Regions from separate parts of the Homo sapiens genome. Here region 1 is linked to region 2. Evidence: read pairs that join two places in POLR2A ChIA-PET (ENCODE). Cell type or tissue: HepG2. All regions are shown on one strand. Links, peaks and the distances in the headings refer to the core of each region. The heading gives the core; the rest is flanking DNA.

What was found. Peaks named below come from ENCODE experiments on the same cell type or tissue, not always from the same donor. Only the 100,000 strongest peaks of a DNase experiment are listed, where the experiment ranks them.
Region 1: POLR2A ChIA-PET joins it to region 2 with 9 read pairs; 1 of 35 experiments calls an interaction of 5 or more read pairs at or near these places.

What each region holds. Positions count from the first base shown.
Region 1 is chr12:105,394,431-105,404,588 of GRCh38, reverse strand. It overlaps LOC105369957 (a long non-coding RNA gene), which reads right to left. Exons shown (of 3, transcript XR_945302.3): 2 at 8,876-8,957. Among named protein-coding and RNA genes, the nearest start is that of C12orf75, 69 kb to the right of the region's middle. In HepG2, for the core only: no CTCF peak of the experiment used is centred there; a DNase peak (open chromatin) is centred at 4,768.
Region 2 is chr12:106,413,500-106,423,766 of GRCh38, reverse strand. All of the region lies in intron 12 of POLR3B (RNA polymerase III subunit B), which reads right to left. Among named protein-coding and RNA genes, the nearest start is that of POLR3B, 61 kb to the right of the region's middle. In HepG2, for the core only: no CTCF peak of the experiment used is centred there; a DNase peak (open chromatin) is centred at 5,026.

The DNA.
Region 1 (10,158 bases), core at 1-8,000, 1.0 Mb after region 2:
GAGCTCCTTCCTCTCCTGTCCCACAGAAGTCAGGGCTGGGTAGGGCAGGTATTAAGAAGCCCAATTATGGCACTGGCCCTGGGTGTGGAAGGCATTATGATCTTTATAAATGATCATAGCATTCATAGCTACCATTTGTTGAATTATCTGATGTGCCAGACATTGTGCTATTCACAATAGCAAAGACTTGGAACCAACCCAAATGCCCATCAATGATAAAGTGGATAAAGAAAATGTGGCACATATACACCGTGGAATACTATGCGGCCATAAAAAAGGATGAGTTCATGTCCTTTGTAGGGACATGGATGAAGCTGGAAACCATCATTCTCAGCAAACTAACACAAGAACAGGAAACTAAACACCGCATGTTCTCACTCATAAGTGGGAGTTGAACAGTGAGAACACATGGACACAGTAAGGGGAACATCACACACCAGGGCCTGTCAGGGGTGGAGGGCTAGGGGAGGGATAGCATTAGGAGAATACCTAATGTAGATGACAAGTTGATGGGTGCAGCAAACCACCATGGCTTGTGTATACCTATGTAACAAACCTGCACGTTCTGCACATATACTTTAAGTACCCCAGAACTTAAAGTATAATAAAAAAATTGGCTAGATAATTTGATGATATTAAGTAATCATTGTTACTATATTTAGGTGTGATAATGTTAAAAATGAATAGTTCTAATAGTTTAGAGATGTACACTGGAATATTCACAGATACAATAATATGATGTCTGGAATTTGCTTCAAAATAATACTGGGAGAGATTAGATGGAAGTACAGATCAAGCAAGTTTCGCCAGGACTCAGTCATTGTTGAAACCAGCTGACGAGTGCATGAGGATTTATGATATGATTCTGGATATTTTGTGTGTGTGTTTGAAATTTTCCATAATAAAAGTTAAAAATATATATGCAAAGGGGCCTGATTTGATAGGCGGATGAGTCATGGTAGAAAGAGTTCTTCCCTGAACACATCTGTGCTTCACAGCTGTATGTATGGATTGAGGGGAGATGTCAGCTGGTGGCTGGGGCCCCAGGCAGTGGGGAGAAAGGGAAAATGCTAGGCAAATAGTCAGGCTTATTGAAGGGTCTATCAAGAGCAGAGGTGGAGTATACCTCCAACAAGCAGGCAAGAACACCAAAAGAAAGACTACCAAGAGGTGGGAGGAAACCAACATGGTGGACACATAGGTACTTGCTACTTAGGGCTGCCAGACTAATTTCCAGACCCCACCCCTTGGCAGACACAGGGCACCCAATGTACTGCCAGAGCTGGGTAGATTGATTCCAGAAACGGGCAGGACTGAGCTTGCCAGCAAAGGTCCCTGGTGCCCAAGCCAAGCTCAGTGGGAGAAAGGCAGACAGTAATACCTACAGCACCTTAACCCTCTGGAGAGAATACTGAAGCAATTTTAGGATTGAATGGGGGTCCATTATAGAAAGGTTTTCTTATTGCTTGCCTTCCTCTTCTGGGAAAAGCTTGCAGTCCCTGTGTGGTTGAGACTACTATGTTGGAACCACATGGCCCGACCTGACTAATCCAAGGGTTCACACCTAACCCTTGAGGAAAAAAGATCTGTAGGATAAGTTGGTCCATCACATTTTTCTCAAGAATTTGAACTAAGAAACCAAGATTGAGAACGGTGAACCACACCATCAGGTAGTGCAGCCATTGAATGGATAAGATCATGTCTTCCCACAGTGGGCAAGTGAGTCACACGAAATGGGTCTGGGTCTCATTTGCCTGTGTAACTTTAAGTGAGTTCCTTGGTCTCCTTGAACCTGTTTCCTTATCTGTAATGTGGAGATAATAAAGGTAACTATTCCGAAGTGATTTTTATGAGGATAAAATGAAAGTGTTTATAAAATGCTTATATAGCAAAAGTTCAATAACTATTAGCTATTATTATTATTACTAGTAGTGTTAATACTACTCTTGGCTATGGCTATTTTCAGCCTTGTGAGAGCAAAGGAAGCCAGTCACAAGAGACAGACAATGCTAATCTGGCTTGAACATTGCCGAACACCAGGCGCTGTGCTAAGTACTTGAGAGCTGTTAATCCACTGAAACCTCACAACACCCCCAGAGTCTGGCAATGTTCATTTCACCAATGAAGAAACTGAGGCACAAACTGAGTGATTTGCCAAAAGTTTAGGAAGTGGCGATGACAAGAATGAACATTGACCTTCCGTTTCTGGGTCTATACTCTTAATCACTCTGCAACTGCTCCATTATACAAATGAAAAAGCTGAGGCTCAGAGAAGATCATGCAGCTACCGAGAAATGGGAGGAAAAGAGAACCCCTGCACTGACCAAGAACCAGAGAGCACGACTTGCGCCCCTAAAGTCCAACTCCGGTTCCTGCGAGGCCCAAGCTTCTTTGTGTTCCAGTGTGATGATAATCTGCTTTCGCCTTCAAATGACCCCCCTCATTTAGGCCACCTTGAGTTTTGTTTCCTTAGCTCTGACTAAAACAACAGGAACCGTGATGTGCTTCAGTCGCCCACATTAGAATCCTATATCCTAAACCTCTGATGAAGTGGTTCTGGTGCCAGGACAAACATCTTGTCATGGGGATTACATCTCAAATGTCTGGTTATTCTAATGAAGCTCATTCTGCCCCTGTCCCACCTAATGATCACTTTTATACGGCATCCATGTTAACCAGAATAAACACTCAGCCCCTCTGCACAAAGAAGGCCTTGACAGAGAAGGTGGTCAACACGTGGCCAGAACAAGATTCAATGTGGATAATTCCCTTTTGAGAAAACACCCCCTTAGCCAGGAGTCACAAAATAAACAGAGACAGGGCAAAACCACGAACAAGAGAAAACTTGAAAGCCAAAATGTTAAGGACAGTGCAAAAAGAGTCTTCTAAATGAGGCCAGACTCAAAACTCAAGACCTTCTCCTTTGCCCTGCCTGTTTTTCCACCCATCACCTCCAACCCTCAAATTTTCCAAAAAAAAAAAACCATTAAAAAACCTATAAATTATTCCATCTGAGACCAAAGTTGTTCAAAGTAAAGAAAGAATGCAGCAAAGAATTCCAGTTGTCAAATATCTGAAGCTAACTAGTAGGCCTCAGTCATCTCCCATTTCATCTAAAGAGAAACCACCAGCCCCACACCCACACCCAAGAATCAACAACTGGGAAACAATATAATTGCCCATAAAACTTGTAAAGTCAACATGGATTTTAGAAGAAAAAAGAAAAAGAGAATGATCCTCTTTAAATAGGGCAAGAGCTTACAGTAAAGGCGTGCTATTTGAGTTGACAGAGTGAAGCACTGTAACTCCAAAATCATATAGCTCCAGGCCCGTATCTAGACACTGCCGCTTAGCAGCCAGCGACCTTGGGCAAGTTAACTTTGCCTCTCAGTGTCTCCGTTTCTTCATCTGAATAATGGGGGTGATAAAAACAGAACCTGCTTCAGAAGGTTGCTAGGAAGACTCATGCACAGTGGCATATTGAACACACTCCATGTATGCCCATTATTATTCTTTATAATAAATTTAATTATATAAATATTCATGTGATTATGATGGCATGTTTAGTTAGATAAGTAGAAGAACCAAAGGTGTCCTCAAAGGTGAAGCAGCATGTGTGACCCTGGCTTCTATGGAAACCTTAAAAACAAAATGGGGGCAATTCCCAGGTCCCCAGATTCTGGAATGTGGGGATTGTGAAGAGGGGAACATGAGCTTTCTACCGCAGTTTCCTTAGGTGTCATGGCTGCCTCACTCCAAGGCAAGGCTGTGGAATGGAAGAGGGAATGAAGGAGGATTAGTAGGAAGCACCTGAGCTAATACTGGCTGAGCACTTCTCCAGTGCCGAGTACGGGGCTGAGAGCCACACACATACACACACACATAAGCTCATGCAATCTCCATGATTCCGCAGTGAGGCAGGTATTATTAGATTGGTGCAAAAGTAATTTTGCACACTGGAAAGGCAGTAGAATCATGCCTTTCCAACCGTCCCCTAAAGTCTTAGCTCATTTCAGCATGAGCTAATTTTTTTTTTTCACCAACCTAATAATGTGGTTTTGGCATTGAAGTTTTTGCATTAAAAAAAAAAAAAAAAAAAAAAAAGGCAAAAACCGCAATTACTTTTGCACCAAGTCATATTATCATTCCCATTTTACAGATGAGGAAATTGAGAGTTAGAGACATTCTGTGACTTGCTCAAGGTCATGCAGCCAGTAAGTAAAAGAACTGGGATTTTGATCAAATTAGCTGTCACTACTACACTGCAGTGTCTTCTGATAACACGCAGATATTTCCCTTCTCTGGGCCTCAGTTTTCTTCATCTACAAAATGGGGTTTGCGCTAAAGGCCTTTGTAGCACTCACATTCTATGGTTATAAATATTTTTAAGATGTCGTTCAGCCAGAATCACCATTTTCCAGCCAAGGGAAAGAGGAAATGGGCTGACATATGTTCCCTGTGCCTTTTCACAATTTTGTTTCTTGAGCTAATTACAAGTGGAACTGAATGGAGGATGATTCTGTAGCCAGTGAAACACAGGTGTCTCACAGGATGTCACATTGATGTCACACACCCACACTCGGCTTTATGAATGGGTGTGGAGGGCGAGAGTCTTGCCAGGAGGACTGACGCTGGTGTTCAGCACCTCGAGTTAGCAGGTGGACTCTGTTCTGTTGCTTTTGGTATTCCACCTCCTGTCCCAGCAAAAAGGTTATGGCCAAGTAGGGGTGGCCTCGTCATGCTGTGGTTCAAAGTACTAGCTTTGGAATCCACCAGCCTGAGGTCAGTTCTCTGTCCATTCGCTGACCAACTACATGACCTCAGACAAATCACTTCACCTGTCACAGCCTCAGCTTCACGACCTACAAAATGACAGTAGTGGTGTTTACTACACAGGTGTACAGAGGGCTGCATGTGATAATGCAGGTACATCAGTTAGCATAGTGCCTGACCCCAGGTCACCCTAAGTGAAAAGCAGCTCTCATTTTCAATGGATGATGCAAGAGCATTTCAGCACAGGAAGCCATCAAGCCTATCACAGCCCCAAAACATCAAGAGCATAAAGATCAGCTGGAGATTAGAACCTACCCTCTCTTCACATAAAAGATGTCCAGGCCAAGCATGGTGGCTCATGCCTGTAATCCCAGCTCTTTGGGAGGCTGAGGTGGGCAGATCTCTTGAGCTCAGGAGTTCGAGGCCAGCCTAGGCAACATAATGAAACACCTTCTCTACAAAAAAAAAATACAAAAAATTAGCCAAACCTGGTGGCACCCACCTGTAGTCCCAGCTACTCAGGAGGCTGAGGTGGGAGAATCACCTGAGCTGATAGTGAGCCATGATTGTGCCACTGCACTCTAGCCTGGGCAACAGAGCGAGACTCTGTCAAAAAAAAAAGAAAGTTCAGATGTTGAGGCTGGGGTGGAATAAACATGTTGATCCTAATGAACATAATATTCCCAACCATCAAAAGTGAATAACTTAGGCAAACATTTCTTGTTATTCATGAAATGAACTCAACAGAGTGCTGCTGAAAATTCTGGAGGAAAGACAGTTTATCAGAGTGCCTGCAGGTCTGCCAAAAGCCCTCTCCAACATCTTGACTCTCAACCGCACATCCTTAGTTGAAAACACACCATTTAAAAAGCCATCTGAAAGGCTCTGGCCAGGAAAGGAAAGTCACTTTCCATGGATCAGCAAAAAAGAATCTACTTCTGACAGCCAAAGCCTCCCCACTACTCCTCTCACCAATTAGCAAAAATACAACCTTGATCTCTAAACCAAAATAAACTGCTTCCATTGTGTGGCTTTCACAAATGATTGAGCAAGATCAGCACCTGAAACCCCTTCAGGTATTGTATTAGTCTGTTCTCATGCTGCTAATAAAGATAAAGACTTGCCTGAGACTGAGTAATTTATAAAGGAAAGAGGTTTAATTGACTCACAGTTCAGCATGGCTGGGGAGGCCTGAGAAAACTTACAATCATGGTGGAAGGGGAAGCAAACATGTCCTTCTACACATGGCAGCAGGAAGGAGAAGAATGACAGCCCAGCAAAGTGGGGAAAGCCACTTATGAAACCATCAGATCTCCTGAGAACACATTCACTATCACAAGAACAGCAGCATGGGGGTAACTGCCCCCATGATTCAATTACCTCCCCCCAGGTCCCTCCCACGACATGTGGAGATGATGGGAACTACAATTCAAGATGAGATTTGGTGGGGACACAGCCAAACCATATCAGGTATGCTCTCCAAAGGGACAGACTCCAAGGCCATGTTTAACACTGCAAATTAAACTCCTTAGGCTGCATCCTGGGAAAAGAATGAACCAGTATTAAAGAAGGATCTTTCAAACACTGAATCCTTCTTTGAAATAGCCAGTGGCAAAAAAAAAAAAAGGAAGAAAAGTGCTCAACAAATGCACAGAAATGTGCACCATGGAAAGAACTCAATTGCATTGATACCCATATGAATGAAAAAGGGAGAAAGAACTCAGGAATTCAAACAAGAAAATAAGACAGTGTATTAATAATATTCATTGCATCATAACAAATTAACCCAAAGTTCAGCAGCTTAAAACAACAAATATTTATTATCTCACACAATTTCTATGTGTCCAGAATTCTGGAGCACCTTAGCTGAGTAGTTCTAGCTCATTCTCTCATGAAGTTGCAGTGAAGATGTTGGCCAAGGATGCCTTTATCTGAAGGCTTGACTGGAACTGATGGGTCTGCTTCTGGAGGCTCATGCACATGTCGTTCATTGTTTTCAGGAGGTCTCAGTTCCTCCTCAATAAGCTACTTGAATATCTTCACAACATAGCAACTACTTTCCCCAGAGAAAATGCTCAAAGAGAGAGCAAGGTGGAGCCACAGTGTCTTTTCTGACCTTGCCTCCAGAGTAACTCACTGTCATTTCTACAATATTCTACTGTTTGCACAAATCAGCCCCAATTGATGTTGTCACTGACACAAGAGATGCATATCAGGAGGCAAGGATCATTGGGACCATTTGCTAGCTATCACAGAGAGCCAAATAGAAAAGAGGTTAGCTTACAAATAGATTTTAATTACTAAATTATGGCATGATTGCAAATGGCAATTCAGCCAGGGAAAGTAATGATTTTTTAGGCTAGTAACATCAGTCAAAGAGCACGCATGGTACTTCTAAGAGGGGAAAGGTAACATAAATGATACGCTAGGTATTATTAGAATGCCGATTTTATTTATTACACTACCTTTGTACCTCCTGATAGGACACATGAGGTGGAATAAGGGGGACAGTTCCATGTGCTGCTAATTAGATTACTACAACTGGAATGAAGACTGTTGAGTTAAGGAAAACATGAGGTTGGCGAGCTTTAACTTCTTGCCAAGGCCAAGGCAGCCTTGGCTCAGTTTGGGGCATTTCCTATCCAAGGCTGGATCCTGAGAAATGCAGGTGTGGAGTTACCACAGAGCTCAGAGAATCCTAACAGGAAAGGATAAAAATGCAGTTCAGCAGGGACACTAATTGCAATAAGGTCCAGAAATTGCAATAGAGAACTTGGGGGTTTTTTCAGAGCTCCTCTCCTGCCACCCCACAAACATTCTTAACTACAGTCCTTGCTTCTTCAACATCACAAGATTGCCAAACAATATACACTCCGTATTTCAGAGACTTTCTGCTTGCCTCCTGTCTTAAGCCATTTCAGAAATCAGCAAATATCTTGAGAGGGAAATTGATCTTGTATGGGATCAGTTCACTGCTTCTCCCTTCTCCCCGGGACCTTGGCCCCTCAACCTCTACATTGTGTCTTTCTAGCCCTGCAGGACAGCCAAAAATTCTGCCTCTTATTAGTAGCCCTTCTGTCCAGACCCTTTGCCTCAGTTCTCACCCCATACCCATAGTGGGCAAATGCCTCGAGGGGGAAAGTGGCTATAGAATGTCAACTAACCTCTGTGATTCCCTCTTCTCTAGGATTTTGGCCCCTCAAGTCTTGGCGGCCTCTGAAGTTCTCTCTATATGAGAGAAGTTTATATAAAGATAAAGGTTTCTTATGTCTTTACAGGTTTTCTAGTTGTTCTTGGAAGATAAGTAGTCTAATTTGAGCTACTTCATTACCTTCAGGAGTATACTTTTAAATTTCCAGATATATAAAGTTTTTTATTTCCCATTTTGTTAGTAATTTCTAACTTCATAACATTATGTTGTCAGAGATTTCCTTGCAATCTGTTGAGACTTGCTTATGGCCTAGTACAAGATTTTTTTTTTAATGTAAATACCCAATGTGTGCTTGAAAAGAACACACATTCTCTCATTGCTAAATGCAGAAATCTGTATATGCCCATTAGGCCAAGCTTTTTAAAATGTCTTTTTTTCAAATCACTTAATTTACATAAGTTATTGCACACATGAAAGTTTGAATAGCTCATCTTTCAGTCTGGTATAAAAGAAAGGATCCAGAGGTCAGAAAACAGTAAGAATTTTTGGTCTAATAATGAATCGCTAACAATTGCTTCCATTCCTAAATTATTGTGTTGCCTTAGGGGAATTTGATGAACAAGGTTGGCAGCCAATTTAAATTTTAAAAAACACTTTTCAAGTATATCTTGACACATCCAGCAACACTTTTAATTATTAGAAACCTCCATTTCTGTCTCTGTTGGATATTCATAAAATACTTCTAAACCATCTAATTGATTTTGTTTTAAATGTTGAGCCCAAAATTTAGTCTTTCAATTACTTTCATGAAGCTTTAACTGCTCCTGTAGGCATGGTAATATAGTAAGCCCCACATTGCTCTATTGAAACCATTCTGCTTGCCAAAGTCAGAACTGTAACAACAACCTTAAATAGGAAAATTGTCTGTGACATTACATTGTCACAACTCACCATGTTTTATCTTCTGCTGTTACTATACAGCTGATCCATTAAGCAATGACAGAGCCTCACCCAGGTTGTGCTTGAGAATGGCCTGCAAATATAAGAATGTATTCACTTGCACAGTTTTAGACAAGTATATGAGTGCTAGCCTAAATTGTTTGAAATATTAGTGTAACAGCCCACCTGCATAAGTTAATGAGACTTCCACCAGAATTTTAAATATATGCAGAGCTCTAGTCCAAAGTTTACATAAACCATGCAACATACAATAAAGTACCAACTGGTAGTGGTTTCCATTTGCTACATTTTGGTATATAATACATTTGAATCTGTTGTTTCTATTGTCTTTTTAATCAACTTTATTGAGGTATAATTAAAATGCAATAAAATATACCCATTTTAAGAATATATTTTGATTAGTGTTCTAAATAATTAAAAATTAGGCCAGGTAGGGTGGCTCGTGCCTATAATCCCAACTCTTTGGAAGACCAAGGTGGCTTGCTTGAGCCCAGGAGTTCGAGACCAGCCTAGGCCAAATGGTGAGATCTTGTCTCTACAAACAAAAAATTAGCCAGACATAGTGGTGTGTACCTGTAGTCCCAGCTACTTGGAGGTTGAGGTGGGAGGATCACTTGAGCCTGGGAGGTGAAGGCTGCAGTGAGCTGTGATGGCACACTGCACTCCAGTCTGGGTGACAGAGCGAGACTGAGTCTCAAAAAAAATCAATGTTAAAAATGATGTTTTAGATTCTAATCTTCAGCATTTCCATTGAATCTAATCTTTTTCATCTTAAAAATATCCTCCCTGAGATTGGCATGACCAGGTGTTTTGAAATATCACAAATCTATAATTAAACAGTTTGGTACTGGAGCATTGTATTAGTTTGCTAGAGCTCCCCTACTAGAGTACCACAAACTGGGAGAAATGTATTGTCTCACAGCCCTGGAAGCTAGAAGTATGAAAGCAAGGTGTTGGTAGGGTCATGTGCCCTGTGAAGCCTTTAGGGAAAGGATCCTTTTTTGCCCCTTTCTAGCTTTTGGTGGTTGGCCAGCAATCTTCGGTGTCCCCAGGTTTATACAGGAATCACCCCAGTCCTCGGCTTTATATGGCTGTCTTCCCTCTGTGCATGTCTGTCTCTGTGTCCAAATTTCCCGTTTTTATAAGGACGCCAGCCATATTGGATTAGAGCCCACCTAATGACCTTACTTTAATTTGATTACCTCTAGAGAGACCCTATTTTCAAATAAGTTCAGTTACTGCAGTATTGGGGGTCAAGACTTTAACATATGTCT
Region 2 (10,267 bases), core at 1,590-9,589:
GTGTCTCTGAGGGTGTTTCTGGAAGAGATTGACATTTCAATCAGTGGGCTGAGTAAGGAAGATCCGCCCTCAACCAACGTCAGCAGGCATCATCCAATCTTTTGAGGACTCAGATAGAACAAAAAATCAGAAGAAAGGCAAATTTATTCTCTCTTCTGGAGCTGAGACACCCATTTTCTCCTGGCCTTGGACATCAGAACTCTAGGTTCTCAGGCATTCAGCCTCAGTCTGAGAGTTAACACCATCACCTCCCTGGCTCTCAGACCTTTGGACTTGGACTAAACTATACCGCTAGCTTCTCTGGTTCTCCAGCTTGCAGACAGCACATTGTGGGACTTCTCTGTCTCCATAATCACATGTGCCTATTCCCATAATAAATTCCTTCCTATCTTATCTATCTATCTAAAAAATTTTAATGTGTGAAAAGGTGTGAAAAATTTTAGTCATGTCTTTTAGGGACACATTTTTAAGTATTTACAGAATGTGATTTGACATCTGAGATAATGAAATGATTTGATGGCGACAATTTGTTTAAACAACATAATTTGGGGAATAAGGGGAGGGGAAAGAGTTGAGAAGGGTACAGAGGAAACAAGATTGCCTTCTACTGATAATAGTTGAAGGTCTGTGATGGATATATGGCAGTTAATTTTACTATTCTATTTTTGTATATTTTTGAAAATGTTCATATTTTTATTTAAAATGTCTACCAAAAACCCTTAAAAACTTAGAAATAAATCTGAAAGAGGTGCAAGACCCTCATGAATAAAATTATAAATCTTTATTGAAAAACATCAAAGAAAACCAAAATAAATGAAAAGAAAATATTCATGGATAAAAAGCCTACATATTTTAAGATTACGAATCTTCTCCAAATTGATCTACAGTTCCAATGCAATGCCAATTAGAATCCCTAGAAGACTTACTTTGATGAAAATTGACAAAATAATTCCAAAATTTATATGGAAAAGCTAAGACCCTGAAATAGCCAAGACACTCCTAAAAAAGGTAAAGGTACTAATGAATACATAGACAAGCTGACCAATGGATAGACCAAAGAGTCCAGAAAAGATCTGCACATACAATAAAACTTGTTATATGATAGAGATGCATTTTGGATCAGCGAGGAAATGAAAGACTATACAATAAATGGAGCTGGGACAACCAGTTATCCATTTAGAAAACAAATGAAATTGGATTCCTTACTTCATTCCAGATGAACAAAAGAACAAATACTAAACACACAAGTTTAAAAAATAAAGAGCACTGTATTAGTCTGCTCTTGCATTGCTATAAAGAAACAACTGAGACTATATACTTTATAAAGAAAAGAGGTTTAATTGGTTCATGGTTCTTCAGGCTGTATAGGAAGCATGATGCTGGCCATCTGCTCAGTTTCTGGGGAGGCCTCAGGAAACTTACAATTATGGCAGAAGGCAAAGGGGAAGCAAGCATGTCTTATATGGCCAGAGCAGGAAGAAGAGGGAGAAGGGGACGATGCTACATATTTTTAAGCAACCAGATCTCATGAGAATTCTACCAAGAAAATGGCACTAGGAGGATGGTGCTAAGCCATTAAAAACCACCCCCATGACCCAATCACCTCCCACCAGGCCCCACGTCCAGCATCGGGGATTACATGTCAACATGAGATTTGGGTGGGGACACAGATCCAAACCATATCAAGCACTATTAAAAGTTAGATAAGTTGACAAATGGCTGCAACTAAAAGCACAAATTAGTAGCACTTTAAAATACTATAAAGTTGGCCGGGCACCGTGGCTCATGCCTGTAATCCTAGCACTTTGGGAGGCTGAGACGGGTGGATCACTTGAGGTCAGGAGTTCGAGACCAGCCTGGCCAACATGGTGAAACTCCATCTCTACTAAAAATACAAAAATTAGCTGGGTGTGGTGGTGCATGCCTGTAATCCCAGCTACTTGGGAGGCTGAGGCAGGAGGATCACCTGAACCCAGGAAGTGGAGGTTGCAGTGAGTAGAGATCATGCCACTGCACTCCAGCCTGGGCGATAGAGCCAGACTCTGTCTCAAAAAATATATATATATATATAAAGTTATTAAAACAAGAATTTAGACTGGAAAAGGATATCTGCAACACATATAACAAAAAATTAGGAAGCAAAATATACAAAAATCTCCTTGAAATCAGTAACAAAAATGGGAACAACCCAAAAGACATTGCAAAGAAAACAGGAATAGTCAATAAGTACATGAAAAGGGGCTCAACCTCATTAGTAATATAGAAAATGCAAATTAAGACCACAAGGAGATGCCATTTTGCATCTATTAGACAAAAACTTAAAAGTTTGATAGTAAGTCATGGGACGGAGCTCATCAGAAATTCATATACAACGTAATGTAGAAATACTTGGCAAACTAGTGTGACATTCTGCAGTTCAGGTAAAAATTTAACTTGACTCTGACTCCATGACTAGGCAATCCTCCTTAGAGAAACTCTTGCATATGGAAACCAGGAGATATAAATAAGAATGCCAGTGTTGTTGTGTTTTTTTTTTTAATGTCAAATGGGGAGAAACAATACAAAGTCCTTGATCAGTAGAATGAATAAAGTGGTATTCATCATACTGTATCACATCTTGACACAATGGAAAACAGAAATGAAAATGAACTACAGTAACATGCAACAATATAGACACATCTTAATGTTGAAAGAAGAAAAAAATTGCAGAGAAATTATACGGTATATGGATCTATTTCTATAAAGTTCAAAAGTAAGCAAAGCTTATACTGTAATAAATAATTTTAAAACTTTAAAATTAAAGATGTAAATGATATAATAAATCAAGAAATTAAAAAATGCAAAAGTTCAGGATGGTAGGGGAAAATGAAGAATGGAGTAGGGGGTACATAGGTAAATGAAATGCTATTGGTAATAGTCTAGTTGTTGAGTAGTGGCCTTGAGGTTGTTCATTTTATTTGTACCCTTCATAACATATAAATGTAACATTTAAATTTTTATGTTAAAAATTACCTATAAATGCTATTAAACCACAGTGATATTTTAAAACAGTGATTATGGAAGCCAAATCAACGGGATAGAACAGTAAGTCATGAAAACAGACTAGGTGGCTCTGTTTCCCGAATTGGTAGAGTAGGTCCTATCAGACGGATTCATCTGCAGATAATAATCATAAATTCTGGACAAAACATTTAAAAACTTTTTGAAGGCACTAGGGAGTGTCCAAAAGCAGGACACTGAGAGTGAATGGCACTGGGTACACATCTCATTTTTAAGGCTTTTCACCTAAGGGTAGGCCACGTTAATAAAAAGGGTCCAAGCCACACTGGGAAGCTGAAACTCAGAGAAAGACCTGCAGTCTTACTGGACTGAAGAAACAGAAGAAAAAGATCTGAACTACTGGATTTGAGTAGCTGGAAGGTGAAGGGGAATTCCATAAAGGAGAGAACCCAAGGAAGAAAACTCCAAACTATATATATAAACTTTGCCCAAATCTCTGGCTGATCCCTGAAGCAAACATTGAGAGGTGTGGCCCATGTCCATCCCTACCCCCGTGCCCCACTGCCCCACATCTGGGTGGGGACTATTTGACCAATAGAATAAACATAAGTGATGCTGTGACTTTCAGTCTAGGTCACTAAGGTCACACAGTTTCTTGTCTATGGGAAACACTTACTCTTAGATTCCTGAGCCACCGAATGTGACAACTCTGGAAACGCCTGAGCCTAGCTTTCCAGCCCTTCCCACCAACCTCTAGCAGAACATCAACCAACCAACCTCCATCAACACCATGTGAAACAAAAGAATCAAATAGCCAAGTCCTGCCTGAATTCTTGACCCACAAAACTGTGAGGTATGTATAATAAAATGGTTGTTGTTTTAAGCCACCATTTTGAGATAGCATGTAACAGAGTAACACATAACCAGAATGCCAGTTATATCAAGTTCATTAAAAAAAAAAAAAAAAAAAAAGCAAAACTAAATATCTGGCTCACTATAAATAAAAAAAAAGTAGACTTCTTCAGTAATATAATAGATATTATGCATACTAAATACTCCTATACAATTAATTCTATTAGTTTTTTCCCTTTGTACACATCTTTTTTCTTTGCAGTGGAAGAAAAAAGCTCAATATATTTGTGATCTAAGTTAAATAACAAAACATTAAAGTAATATGGGGGGCATATTTATACTAATTAATTTCTTAAAGAATTCTGAGGTTCAGTGAAGTATGTTTAAGCTAAAGATTTTCCAGATTCCATACTGACTATATTCCTGAATGTTTCTGATAGGTAGTTTTTTGACTCAGAATGAAGAAGGTATTCAAAGCAAATGAATCTTCTCCTCTAGCTAGTGCCAAAGAAGGAATTTCCTAAGTGGAACTGGATTTCATGCTTTTCCTTCTTTAAAGTTAAGACATGTCCTTCCACTTTTCTACTAAAACCACCTTTTCAGATAGAAAAGCCTGGATCTTGGATTTGAATTTACTATGTCAGAAGTGTTCTAAAAAGAAAACTTCCTCCTCTGAGAGCTTAATCCTTTCTTACAGTGAGACCCAGCAGTTTCACTCTTGGAAAGAAAGAATATGGGAATGGAAGCAGGTGCAGAGGGGTGAGAGGGGATGAAGAAGCCTATTCCAGCAACTTCCTGTGGAAACTGGCAAAAGGAACTTGAATAAGCATCCTGAACAGAATCGAATGCCCTTAACCTAAACAACAAAAGCTCAGCTCTATTTTAATTAGTCCCTTACACTTAGACACTTTTGTCTCAAATTATGACAAAGTTTTTTTGGATCCCAGCTGAATTTATTGTAGCCCCTTGATTCAAACACAAGGAAATGTCCTTGGTACTAAAGAAGTAAAAAGTAAGAACACAGTCAACAGAAATACTGCCTCATTATTAAATTTTCCTACTCCTAAAATTTCAGTTTAAAAGAAAAAATGCTGTCCAAGTTCACAGAGCAGTGAGAAACCACAAGGCCATCCACACAATACACCACATTATTTAGGTCAAAAGTAAAATGACTAAAAGGGAAGGAATGCTGGTGATAATATTCAATACCTTGGTAGCACAAGGCCTTTCAGCCTGTTTAAGACAGGAGAGTAAAGAGCAAATCATATTTCAGGGAAAAATGCTGACAGCTCATCAATTGATTTTCAATGAAAATGCTAAAAAAATTAATAAAGAAGTTAAGCTGCTGAAATACAGTTTCACCAATTAGCTTAATGTCAGAGAATTCTAATTAGGCGTCTTGAGATTGCTATTTAGTGTTTAAGCCTACAGAGTGCCAAATTCTCCTTTTCACACAAACTGGTTGCAAAATTAAAGACATTAGGCAGCCTTAATTACATTATCAGAACAGCTGGGATTAGGCAATCTCTGAAGTCAAGACGGCATTCTTTTGTCATAGGGTAGAAATCCCTGGCTTTCCAGGGTGCCGGATTTTGGTGCCATTCCATATCTCACCCATACAAAGCAAGCTGCATTAGAAACAAAAAATTTGCAGACAAAGAATAGAGTAATGCTCAGCAAATAATGAACACATTACCGAAAAAGAAAAGGTAGGTGAAAGATTAAGCCTGAAATCGGTAGGTTTTGCTAACACCTCTACTGGCGGCTGGCCTGCCAACCCTCTTGTGGCATCAAGACTGAAGGAAAGCTCTGTGAACCCGCTTGGCCAGTGGAGACAACTCTGTTATCTAAAGCTGAAGCACATTTATGCTCCCTCATCCCATGGGGTGTGAAATTAGCAGCTATTGTTTTTACACATTTTTGCTAACACAATACCTTTTATGTCTTTACATTGTTTATAAAGCTATGTTTTCTTGCACATGGGAACCCTCTTTTTAATTCTAATTTTTTAAGCAACAGGATCAGCTCTCCTTTCCCCCTCCTTACTCCATTCCTTATTCCTCTAAACAATCAACTTTTTTTTAATGGACTCATTTAACACCATGGTTTTTCCGAAGTAAAAAATAGTAAAAATGGGATTGATGGTGAGGATACCCATAATTCCTTGCACAATGGTCAATCTGAAGGTGGCCAAAAACCAAACTGCTAAGTAGTGGCCATTAACCAAACAGAGCTTCCTCAGTAGTCCTGATGCTAATTTTTTTTTCTAGAACCTAAAGTTACTATAATTTCATAATTCTAGTTTTTAAATTTTAGTTGTGGTACTATCTGCTGTGATCATCCCAGCCGCACTATCTCTCATCTAGAAAACTGCTACAGCTTCTAGCCGGTCCACTCTTCGCCTGTTCATCTCCACATCAGATCTTTCTAAACTAAAAATCAGATCATGTCACTCCCCTGACTAAAACTCTTCAATGGTCTTCTGCTGCATGTAGAATGCCAAGTCTCTTCCCATGGCACACAGGGCTCCAGATGATCCAGCCTCCACCTGGGTCTCCAGTGTCATTTCTTACCATCCTGACACCTCACTCACTCCAGCCACACTGACCCTCTATCAGTTCCTCCAGTCCCTAAATTCATTCGTGCCTTAGGAGATGTGAACTTGGTTGTGTCTCTTGCTGGAATGCAGTTTGCAAGGCTGCATGAGAGCAACTTCTCCTTATTCAAATATCGGCCTGCACATATGTGGAAATAACGAGATGAATATAAATGGTTCCTTTCCTCAATGAGCTTACAATCTAAAAGGGGGAAGAAGCATGGAAGTAAAGAATTACATGTTAATTTAGCATGCAAATAAAGACTTGAATAAACTGTTACTGGCCTAAGGAAGACAGAGCAACTAACTGCACCTAGGAGGTCACAGTTTCAGAGAGGGCTCAAAAGATGAATAAGGAGGAGCTCCTCTTTAGAGAGAGGGTGAAAGGGATATGAGGGAGGGGCAGCTTCGGTAGAAGGCATAACTCAAAGGAATAGTGATAGAAGAGCATTATGGTATGTTTGAGAAGATGTAAGTGCCTCACTTTGGCATGAGATGAGGCCGGAAAGGCACAGAGGGGCACGATCATCAAGGACCCTGCAGGCTCTGTGAAAGAATCTAAACATCCTTCTACAGAGGAAACTGTGCTTATGAATTCCATGGAGGAGTTTCAGGGGAAGGGGAAGGAGGCAGAGAACCCCTCTGTCCCACCTCAACCAGAAAGGCTCAACTTTTATCTGTTTTAATATTGGGATTCCAACTGAGAGTTCATGCTTTAAAAACTTTGAAACCTACATCTGAAGCTCAGGTCTGCTGCGGATGCTCCTGGGAAAAGGACCTGTGCTTCACTTAATCACACAGAGAATGCTCAGGAATGTGTTGGGATTGCTTTGTACCAAGTGAATAGGCAGGCACATGGCCAGAGCCTCCAGACAGATGGGAGGGGCAGCCAAGAACAAGAGAAGGCACATGGAGGATTCAAATGTACTGACGCTGTGTTCATTCTTAAACTGAATGGGAATATACAAGTATTTGCTTTATGAGACTTAATGCACACACATTATATATAGTGGTGTGTATGCAATTTCTCATAACTAAAAAGCACATACACAAACAGGTATATGTCAATTTCTGCAGCAACAGACACATTTAACTGATTAAATTCCCCCTTAAGTCAAAGGGCTTGGCAGTAATGGTCAAATAACATTCTCGGACATAACTGCTTTGAAAATCTGTTTCAAACTAATGACAGCAAACCACACCTTTATATAACTTCTTCTGAACTTGCAAAACCTGACTCCAAACTTGCCTGTGACAATGATCCCCAAGGAAGCCCCACTAAGCATAAATTCACAGAGTCCTGAATAGTTTTCAGGGCAAGAGCTTCCAATGGTTTAACTTTAAACTGCCAGTTAATAAAGATATTTGTATATGCATAGAGTGTCTCTGGAAGGATAGAGGACAGTATAGGAAAAGTGACTTTCTGGAAAGGAGAACTGGGGAACTGAGTCAGAGGGAAAAGAGGGTCAGAGGTGGGTCACTTTTCACTGCAAATCTTTTTGTTTAAAATTCTTTTTGCTATGCTATTTTTTTAAATGTTTACTAAGAATGACTTCTGCTATTTTACAATATTTATTATTTTTACTGCTAACATTACTTTTTAAAAATCATAACACTTTTAAAAAAATTAAAGATATTTGTTTAAATTGGTAAAATAAATGAATAACCATCAGAATAACAAAAGAAGTGTCTTGGGCTTTGCAAAATTTCATTCTAGGCCAGTGGTATCATTCACAGATACATATCTCCTGGGAAAATTCCAGGGGACTCAGAAAGTAGTGTCCCTAATTAGGAGCATGCTAGTGCTTTATACACCCATATCCCTAAGTTACCATATCTTTAGTTATTAAGGAAACTTGGCATCCTCTTTCCATCAACCATACCATCATCCCTCTGTGACAACCACAAAGACTGATCTCATAAGTAGAATTGTCACCAACAACATAGACTCTAAATTCCTAAAAGATGATTTGGCTGACACATCATTCCCTAACTTGGTATCTTCCATTAACCACATCACATCTCACTGTAGTGACCTCACTGCTTTCAGAGGGAGCCATTCAAATAGCCTAAGTACAAGAGTGAGAAGATCATATTTGTGTGTTGAAATAATTTTATTAGCACTGTGGAAGATGAATGGAGTTGGGGTGAAGCTAAGAACAGAGACACTTGTTAGGAGGTTACACTGAAGTTGAAGGCCTGTGCTCTAACAGTTACACTGGAAGTAAATTAGAGATATATTTAGGAAGTGGCACAGGCAGGATTTGATGATTTGATGAACCTGATGTGTAGAGTGAAGGAACAGAAAGAGTCTGGAGTGACATAGAGGTTCGTAGCTCAGCAGCATGGGTAGATGGCACTGTTAACTGATTAAGACAGCAAATGAAGAAAGAATATCAGAATTCAAAGGGGGCTTTAAAGTAAACTATTTTAGAACATGTAATTAATTGATTCATTACTACAACAAATATGTGATGAACATTATATCTGGGGCATCTTATTAGTTGCTAAGTTTAGTAAGATGAACAAGAAAGATACAGTCTCTGTCCTCATGAAGCTTCAAGTCTACTGTGAAAATGAAGGGACCTCTGCTGCTTGCAGCATACTGGGTTGGATTCTCTGAGGAGTCTGGTTACTACAATATGACTAGATTCTGGATAAAACATATTAAAAATGAGGTGAAGCCATGGTAGGGAGTAGGGAGCAATAAGCAAACCCAAATGGCAGAGTTGCCCTGAGAATAAATACTGATATCAGCTTAGGGACCTGGAGACTAAATCAGAGTTCAGTGACAAGATGAAGGATGTGAACTTGAAACTCATAATCCTCAGAATCATGTAAGAAGACTTAGAAGTTCCAGGTCAGCACTATTCCCTGAAAAAGAAAATACATATCCCCAAAAGAAAGTATCCCTAGAATAACACCCAGGATCAGAGCTCAATTAAATATGAGTTCATAAACAAAGATCACTAAACTCACAAGGAACCAATCTATCTTGAGTAAGAGTAATCAAAAACAACTAACTCAGCAGCTTTAGAACATTAGATACTGGAATTACTATATTTCACTGATTGGAATTTTTTTTTTTTTTTTTTTTACTTTTGTATCCCATCCTGAACATGGGATACATCTTAGCACTGTGTCATAATTTAACTGGTGATGTGTTTTATTTCTTAGTGGAAATAAAAATAGTGGTCCACCTGATAATTAATGGCATATTAGATTCTAGATGCTAAAATACAGTTATCAAATATGGAATTAAAAAAAGCTATGTAAATCTATGAAGAAATAAAAAAAACACACAAAATAAGATGATCAAAGTGACCACAAAATCATTCTTCTAACTCTTCTGAATGTTTCAGAATTTTCATCATAAAATGCAAAACCAATAAATTACCAAAAATATGTGAAAAAGACTTCTATAAAAGTAAACAACAAAAAACTCAATTACTGAACATGGCTGAATAGAAAATGAACTAAGAGCTAAATTAGAAAAACAATCGCACAGAATGCAGTAAAGGAACAAAGATAATAGAAAAAAGAGAACAGAAAAAAGGGAGAATAGGCAACACTTGAAGAGATAATAGCTGAGAATTTTTCTGAACTGATTAAAGACATTAATCCTTGGGTAGCAGGAACACGCACATACCAAGCAAAAAAAAAATAAAAGAAATTCACACCAAGGCATATCATAAAGAAAACTGCAGAATAACAAAAGCCAAAAGAATATCTTAAAAGTACCTAGAGAGATAAGACAGAACACCTGTGAAGGAACTACAATGGTTCTGTGCCATTCAAGGTACGGTATACATCATTCAT